Regions from separate parts of the Homo sapiens genome. Here all the other regions are linked to region 2. A link is a loop called in an ENCODE intact Hi-C map of the cell type or tissue named here. Cell type or tissue: PC-3. All regions are shown on one strand.

The links. Peaks named below come from ENCODE experiments on the same cell type or tissue, not always from the same donor. Only the 100,000 strongest peaks of a DNase experiment are listed, where the experiment ranks them.
Region 1: it touches region 2 in a loop (9-fold over the local background); 4 of 110 quality-filtered maps call a loop at or near these places.
Region 3: it touches region 2 in a loop (26-fold over the local background); 20 of 110 quality-filtered maps call a loop at or near these places.

Annotation. Positions count from the first base shown.
Region 1 is chr9:106,431,420-106,433,919 of GRCh38, reverse strand. The region is part of intron 3 of LOC107987108 (a long non-coding RNA gene); the gene reads right to left. Among named protein-coding and RNA genes, the nearest start is that of MIR8081, 170 kb to the left of the region's middle. In PC-3, no CTCF peak of the experiment used is centred here; a DNase peak (open chromatin) is centred at 1,099; H3K27ac peaks cover 1,053 bases.
Region 2 is chr9:106,861,660-106,864,159 of GRCh38, reverse strand. ZNF462 (zinc finger protein 462) reads right to left here and starts at 994. Exons shown (of 13, transcript NM_021224.6): 1 at 805-994. In PC-3, CTCF peaks have their summits at 1,046 and 1,245 (motif pointing right); no DNase peak of the experiment used is centred here; H3K4me3 peaks cover 2,500 bases; H3K27ac peaks cover 2,500 bases.
Region 3 is chr9:105,900,216-105,902,715 of GRCh38, reverse strand. No RefSeq gene overlaps it. Among named protein-coding and RNA genes, the nearest start is that of TMEM38B, 210 kb to the right of the region's middle. In PC-3, CTCF peaks have their summits at 853 and 1,055 (motif pointing left); a DNase peak (open chromatin) is centred at 1,035.

The sequences.
Region 1 (2,500 bases), 430 kb after region 2:
CCACCAGCATCCAATACTTCTTTCTTCTTGAGATTTTCTCGTACCTTAGCCTCTGTCACATCACAATCTCCTTTTTTCTCCTTTGCTTCTGCTTCTCATTTCCTTTGCTGACTCCTCTTCACATTGGGGTTCTTCTAATTTCTTCTTATCTTATCCTACATTTCCCTAGGTGAGTTCATCCACTCTCATGACTTTGTATAGTCTTTCTATATTTCAAGTTATTCAGAATTAAATTTTCAGCCCGTCTCTTGTGAACTACAGAGTCAGATAATCGAATTATTAACAAATACCCTAAATGTGATGCCCCATGAGCATCTCAGCCATGACATGGCCCAAACTTAATTCTTGAAGTATGACTTTTTCTTTCCCAAATATTTTCCTCTTTCAGTGTCATCCCTCTAATTAAATGGCATCATTATCTACCCTGTTGCTCAGGACAGAACCCTAGGTGTCACCCCTGATATCTCCTCTACATCCTAGTCCAAGCCACCATTATCTCTCACCTAAATTACTGGGATATCTTTCAGACCTATCTCTCCAGGGTTACTACTGTTCCCTTCCCAGTCATTTTCTACACAATGACTAGATATTTAAAACAAACACACACACACGTACACAAACACACAATTTAATCATGCCACTCTTTGTTTAAAACCCACAAACAATTTTTCTTGCACTGAAGAGCTAATGCAAATTTAACTTGGCTTTCAAGACCCACCATAATTTGAGACATGACTATCTGGTCTCTTTCTGTGACACTCTTGTCTCCATATCTTAACCAAGGAATTTTTCTTTCGGTTCCTCAAAAATGTTTGCTATCACCTCACACTCCTTTGGCACCTTATCCATGTTCTTTCTACTTCTTGAACTACTACTTACTGTTTGCTAGTGAATGTCTATCATATCACTCTCCAAGATAGCATCTATTTCTTTCTTTATTGTCTCTTCCCTCCCACTAAAATGTAAGCCCCACACAGCAGGGATGTTGACTGTTTACTCACTGTTTCATACTCAGCACTTAGGAGAGTCTCCGGCACAGAGTATTCAGTCAATGAATATTTACTTAATGATTAATTAGCTACTCATCAGACTGCTGACTTGGTTAGTGTTATTATATCATAGGCTCTTGTGCCACCTACTTCCCTGTAGCATCTATCACAGTCATAATTCTACATTTACTCATGATGGCAATAGTGGTTATAACTGAGCAGGATTTTGAAGGATGAATGAAGTATTGACCCTTATAGCTATCAATTATCTACTAAAAGAGAAAGTGGGGGGCATACTAGGATGGATCTTCTTTTAGGTTCTTTTGAGCTGTAGAATTCTAGGTCTAGGTCATTCAGGATTCAAGATGCAATAGGTACTTAGCCACTGAGGAGTGCCAGAGGACAGAGGAGTGAGCAATGAGAACTATGTCAGGAACAAGGAGCTTGTTTTGTGATTTTAAAGGTTAGTGTTAGCTGTGTGACATTTGCCTTTCTGTGCCACAGTAGCTCCTTCACTAAAACTAAAGAAAATAACACCTCGCTGAGATTAGCAATAGAATCTGGGAATTTATCTACTTTTTAGATACTTTTCCATCTACTATCCATCCATCCTTTCCATTCAATATTTATGCAATTAACAGTCACTATTCATCACTGAACCAGACACTGTGTGTGCTAGGCACAAGAGACTCAAAGATCCATGAAGTCAAATACCCAATCATATAAGTAGATAGCTATTTATAATTCAATATTTTAAGGATATGATAGAAATGTGTGCACCACTCTGAGACTAGTATGATCAGGGAAGGTTTCTAAAAGAGGTAAGAACTGAGTCTTGAGAAAAATGGGGTAATATTAACTGGGAGGCAAGATTGAGACAGACATTTTAGATGTGTGTGTGTGTGTGTGAGAGAGAGGCGGGGGGGTGGGGGGCAAGAGGAAAACAATATAAGCAGGAAGTGAGTGCAGGACCTGCAAAGCCACTGTTGCTGGAGTGTAAACGGTAAAGTGGGGACTGATGAGAGATGAAGCTGGAAAATTAGTCTGAGGCTAGGTCATGGTAAGTCTTGAGTGGTTTGGACTTTATCCTCTAGATAATTGGAAACATTGAGGTTTCTAAGCAGGAAAGGGAGGATGACATGGTTGCATTTATTTTGTAGAAATGGCACTCTGGTAGCTGCATGGTATTTGAAATGGATACAGATAAGATGGGAAGTAAAGTGGGGACCTACCTGTTCACTCTACATACCCTTAGCCATCTTTTCATTGTGTGCCTCTGGCTGCATATACAGAGTCATGCAATCCGAGATTTGAGTTGGAGCCTTAGAGATCATCTTTCCCACCCTGATTCAAATCTAGAATCCCCCTGCCAAGTCCTGGCCAAATGGTTCCTATACGCATGCACACAAACTTGCCCGTTATTGTACTGCACGGCAGACAGCTCTCTGGGCATGCAGACATTGGCAATTGCCCGTGGTTTTATTTCCCCAGGTACCTGGTGTAACACAGCC
Region 2 (2,500 bases):
AGCCACCCCCCGACACATCCCGACCCCGCATCCCAACTTCGGGGAGAGGGAGAGAGAGAGAGAGAGAGAGAGAGAGAGAGAGAGAGAGAGAGAGAGAGAGAGAGAGAGAGAGAGAGAGAGCCAAATACCTGAGGAAGAGGGGGGCTGCCAATCCGCACGGCTTTGCCATCGGGCGGGGGACAGGCAGACAGAAGGGGGAAAGGAAGGAGAGGGACAGAGAAAGAAAGAGGTCAACCCGCTCAGGTCGGGGCCGCTCGCACGGAGCTCTCCCTCCTCTGACCCTCGCTCGCTCCCTCTGGCTCTCGGCTCAGGTCTCCGGCCTCCCGCCCTCCGCCCCCCTCTGTCCCTACTCCTGTCCCCACACTCGGAGCATCCGTCCTAAGCCTCCAGCTCTCTTCTCACTCATCTTTCATTTTCTCTTCTCTTCATAGAACTACACGAAATTAATTAAGCCACCGCGCTCACTCCCCCCAGCAGGAGCAGCAGCCAGCAGGAAAAGCACAGCCACCTCCACTGCCACCACTACCACCTTCTCCTCCTCTTCCTCCTCCTCCTCTTCCTCCCTCGCTTCTCCTCCTCCTCTTCCTCCTCCCCCTCCTGCTCTCCCTCCTCCCCCTCCTCCTCTTCTCTCTCGCTTCTTCTCCTCTTCCAACAGCCAGTCCATGCAGGGGACTTCCTCTCCTCCCCGCTCCTCCAACCCTCCTTGGCCGAATGAATGAGCGCGTTTGTGCCTCCACCACCCCGCGCTCTCTTCCCCGGAGCACTCGGACCACCCCGAGGTGGTTGTTAATTGCAGTAACTTACAGAAGAAGCGTCCCGGCGCCGGGAGGTGCTTCGGGTTCTCCAGCCCCACCGCCTCCTTATCCTCTTTCTCTTTCTCCTCTTCCTGCTCGGGTTATTGTTGTGGAAGTTGTTTGGGAGTCTCATGTGCTTCTGCCGGGTCTCAGCAATGGAGGATCGCCATCTTCCCTGCCTTCCTCGGCTCCTCAGACTCGCTGCAGCTGCAGATGACCTGAGATATCCGTCTCTCTCCCTCTCTCTCTCTCTCCCTCCCTCCCTCTCCCTCTCACTCTCTCTCTCCCCTCTCTCTCCTCTTCTCTCTCCTCTCCTCCCTCTCCCTCGCGCGCTCTCTCTCTCTCCCTCCCTCTGTGTCTCTCTCTGAATAATGAGCAACCAGGGGGAGAGAGAAAGCAAGACAGAAAGAGAGAAGGAAGACAATCTTCTCCTGCCACACAAAACGCCGGAGCACCAGGGGGTGCGCGAAGCCTTTCTAATAACAACAACAACGTGCAGCAGAGAGGAAGGAAAAAAAGAAAGAAAGAAAGAAATGAGGAAAAAGGCTAGGGGAAAAAAGAGGAAGAATTATCCAAGAGCTCGAGAAGAGCAGAAGGAGAAGCTGGAGGAGATGCTGAGGCTGCTGCTGCTGTTCCCCCTCCCCCCTGCTGAACCCCAGAAGGAGGCAAGGTGGTTGCAAAGTTAAGGCTGGGACATTGTCTTTGTCACTCAGAGCCAGGCCAGTGAGATGCAAGAGGAGGAGGTGGCGGCGGCAGAGGAGGAGGAGGTGGTGGTGGAGGAGGGGGAGGAAGAGGAGGAGAAGGAGGCAAAGGAGAAGGAGGCAAAGGAGAAGGAGAAGGGGAAGAGGGAGATGAGATGATGAATAAAGACCTGCGGAGAAGGCGGTGCGAGGAGCGCGGCCGCCGGGCCGAGGCGTGCGCGCTCGCGTCCCGGTGGCGCCCGGCAGCCCTGGCCCGCAGAGGAAGCCCCCGGTGAGGACCCTGCCCGGCAGCTCATAGCGCTCCCAACGTCAGCCCTGCCCGAGGCGCCGAGCCCGAGCCCCAGAGGGTCCCTTACTTGCATCCATCTAGAGGCCAACCTTTGCAAAGAACATACGTGGGGAACTGGAGGTTGCAAGTATAAACCCAGATCAACCACGTGGGGCTTTTTAATCCCTTTCCAGCTTGCGGTGTGAGTATTTCCAGTGAAAAGCTCAAATTGTCCATTACTGGCACGTATTTTGAAGTCTTCTCTCCTGAAATAAAGGCTCATTGTGCGTTTTATTTCTTTCCTGATATGGAAGGTGGGGGGGTGGAGGAGGAAAAGAGCCCATCATTCCGAGCTTCGGAACCACCACTTTCTTTTCCTAACTTGTGAAATGTTTTGACTGCGCACCAAAAGAAAAAAAGAACGCCTGCTTAAATAACTTTACACCCTCCAGCCCCGCGTTGTTTGCACTTTCTGGCTGATCATCTAAAGGCTCGGAAAGTAACAATCAGCGCTCTTAATGATAAGGTGTCATGGTGTTGAAGACACGCGAGCCAAGATGAAGCTTTCACACCTTGAATTTTTATTTAGTGTAATCTCTCCCGTATCATTCTGAACTATCTCTTTTGCAAAGGAGTGGTTCCCCCCCTCCACCACCAGGTCGAAAGTCTCCTACGGTTTTAATTGGACTGGGAGCGGTGGGGGTTGGGGATGGGGGTTCTACAGTATCAAAAAAATC
Region 3 (2,500 bases), 960 kb after region 2:
GCTCTATAGCGGTTTAATCTGGGCCCCTTCTCTGGAGCCTCACCTCTCTCAGACTTCCTCCAACCCAACCAGAGCAGCTCTGGTCCAAACTCAGCTTCAAGTACCACCATCTCTTTCCAGTTGCCCTCTACCACCTCGACTGCCCTTACTTAGGCACCCCACCTCCCAGATGCTCCAGGCACTGCCCACCAAGGCTCCAAACCATGGAGTCACCAGTGAGTGTCCACCCTGGCTCAGCCCTCTGCGAGGCACCAAAGATCCGGAAACAAGCCATCCAGGGGCCTGTCTGCTCACAGCCATTCATGGGGACTAAACCAGGCAGAGTGGACTAACGGAGCTCTCTGGCATTCTGGTGGCTCTCAGGTGCATGTGGTCAAATCCAACTGAGTCCTTGGTTTTCTTTTCAAGCCTTCCTGACTATCCTGAGGCCATACAGTCACAATTAATAAAGATTGCCTGTCTTTGTGTACTTGGTTGCTGTCTTTATGAGATATGGATGATAGCATTGCCCCCCTTCCAAGAAAGGGAAATGCCATCTGTCTCTCTTGCTTGGCCTCAGTGCCACTTCAAGCAGGGGTCAGCAAGTATCCCTGGGCACTGTCTTCTGCCCCTTCTGTGGCCCAGATGGAACAGTCCTCATCCTCAGACCACACTCCTCCCCAGCCTCAGCACAGGCATAGGGCTTGCCTATGTGCCTGCTGCCTGCCTTGGTCTGGGCCAGTATCTCTCTGCAAGAGCCTTGCACAGAGCCAGGAACACCACAGGTGTTCAGCAGCCCTATGTAAAGGTAAGCCCTGACACTTTCAGGACCTTAGGCAGGTCAGAATTGCCTTCCTTAAGCCCAGGATTGCCCCCTGGCTACTGGCTTTGCTTCTCCTCTGTGTGGCAAGAGGGTGGAATCTCAGGTAAACAGAGCCTCAGGGGTAAAGTCCCAAGAGGCTAGAGCAGTGGAGAACGCTCTGGACTTCCTAACCTCAGGGATTCTCAGGAAAGAGAGGGAGGCAGGAACACACTGACCCCTTCCCCAGAGCCCAGCACACGGTGCTCAGGGGCCACCTGCTGGCAGTCAGGGGCATGTGTGACTCTGGGGGTGGGGCTGCTTAGGCCCAAGGCTTCTGCAGAGACACACACGGAGCACATGGATACATGATGTGCACGCATGCACACATACCTACTTTCCACATATCCAAGCATGTATGTGCACACATGGAAAAATGCATGCACATACAGACCTGAGCCCAAGCATGCCAAGCACATGGACATAATGCCATTACATGTGAACTCATAAGCATGCACTTGCAGACAGCCCTGGGTACACAGGTACATGTACACAATTGCATATATATGTGAGCCTGAGCCCTGGCTGAGACCTTCTCCCCTATGATCTCTTTACAAATCCCTTCCTCCCATATATTACCTGGGGAAAGACAGAAGCCACATGGCCTCTGCCCCCTACCCTCCTCTTCTGAGGAGACAGGTATTGCTCAGTCCGTGGCTTAGCTATCAAGAAGACCCCCTCATGGGGTCTCAGCTCCACCTAAGCAGAGGACTAACCTATCTGCACTTTCTCCTCATCTGCGGCTTATGGTGCATGGGGCAGAGGTGGGCTTTGACAGCATGAAGACACAGACCTGAGGACCTTGGTTGACAGTAATTTCTATATAAGGAATGGCTGCCCACTAAGTGCCACAAGGTAGGCAATAGCAGCAAAAGTGTGGAATCTAGAAAGGTGGGAGGTGATTCCCTTGAACCCTCTGGGAAGCTGAAGCTGTAGGCTGACATCTCCAAAACAGTGTTCAAGGGCTGATAGAGCCTCAGAAACCCAGGTTCAAGGATGAGGAAGGAAACTAATATTTATTGAATGCCTACTCTGTGCAGGCATTGTTCCTGTGTTTTCTCATTCCATCCTTACTTCCCTAAAAGGTAAGGAGTATTATTAGTCTTCATAACCCCTCATAACAATCTATCACCAAGTCTCATTCTTTTCTTTCTTAATAACCCTCAGATTTTTCCACTGGTGCACCACCAAGTCTGAACCTCCATTAGCTCTTGCCTGGGCACTGGCACAGCCTCCTACCTGGATGCACTTCTTGTCCCATCCAATCTACTCTTCATAATTCTAACAGACTGGTTTTAACAACATGAAACTAAGATTCCTTTAATGGCATCAATGACTTCTTGTTCTAAGGCCAAGATCAAAATCTTAATCTCTGCTTTGCACATCCTCACTTACCTCTCTAGGCTCATTGGCACCACTTACCCCTCATGTGCAGATTCTCTGTGGCCGCCTGGCTGGAGACTGCCCGAGACTGCCTAAGACTAAGAGTTCCCAGGGGGAGGGGCAGCCACCATCACTGTGGCTGCTTGCTGACTAAGATGACAGCTCCCTGGGAGAGGAGTGGCAGCCATCACTGCAGCTCCAGTCTGCCGTTTTTCCCTGCTGGTGCCAAGGAAACTGGGTAGTTTGGACCCAGGAGGAATTCCCCATAGTGCAGCACAG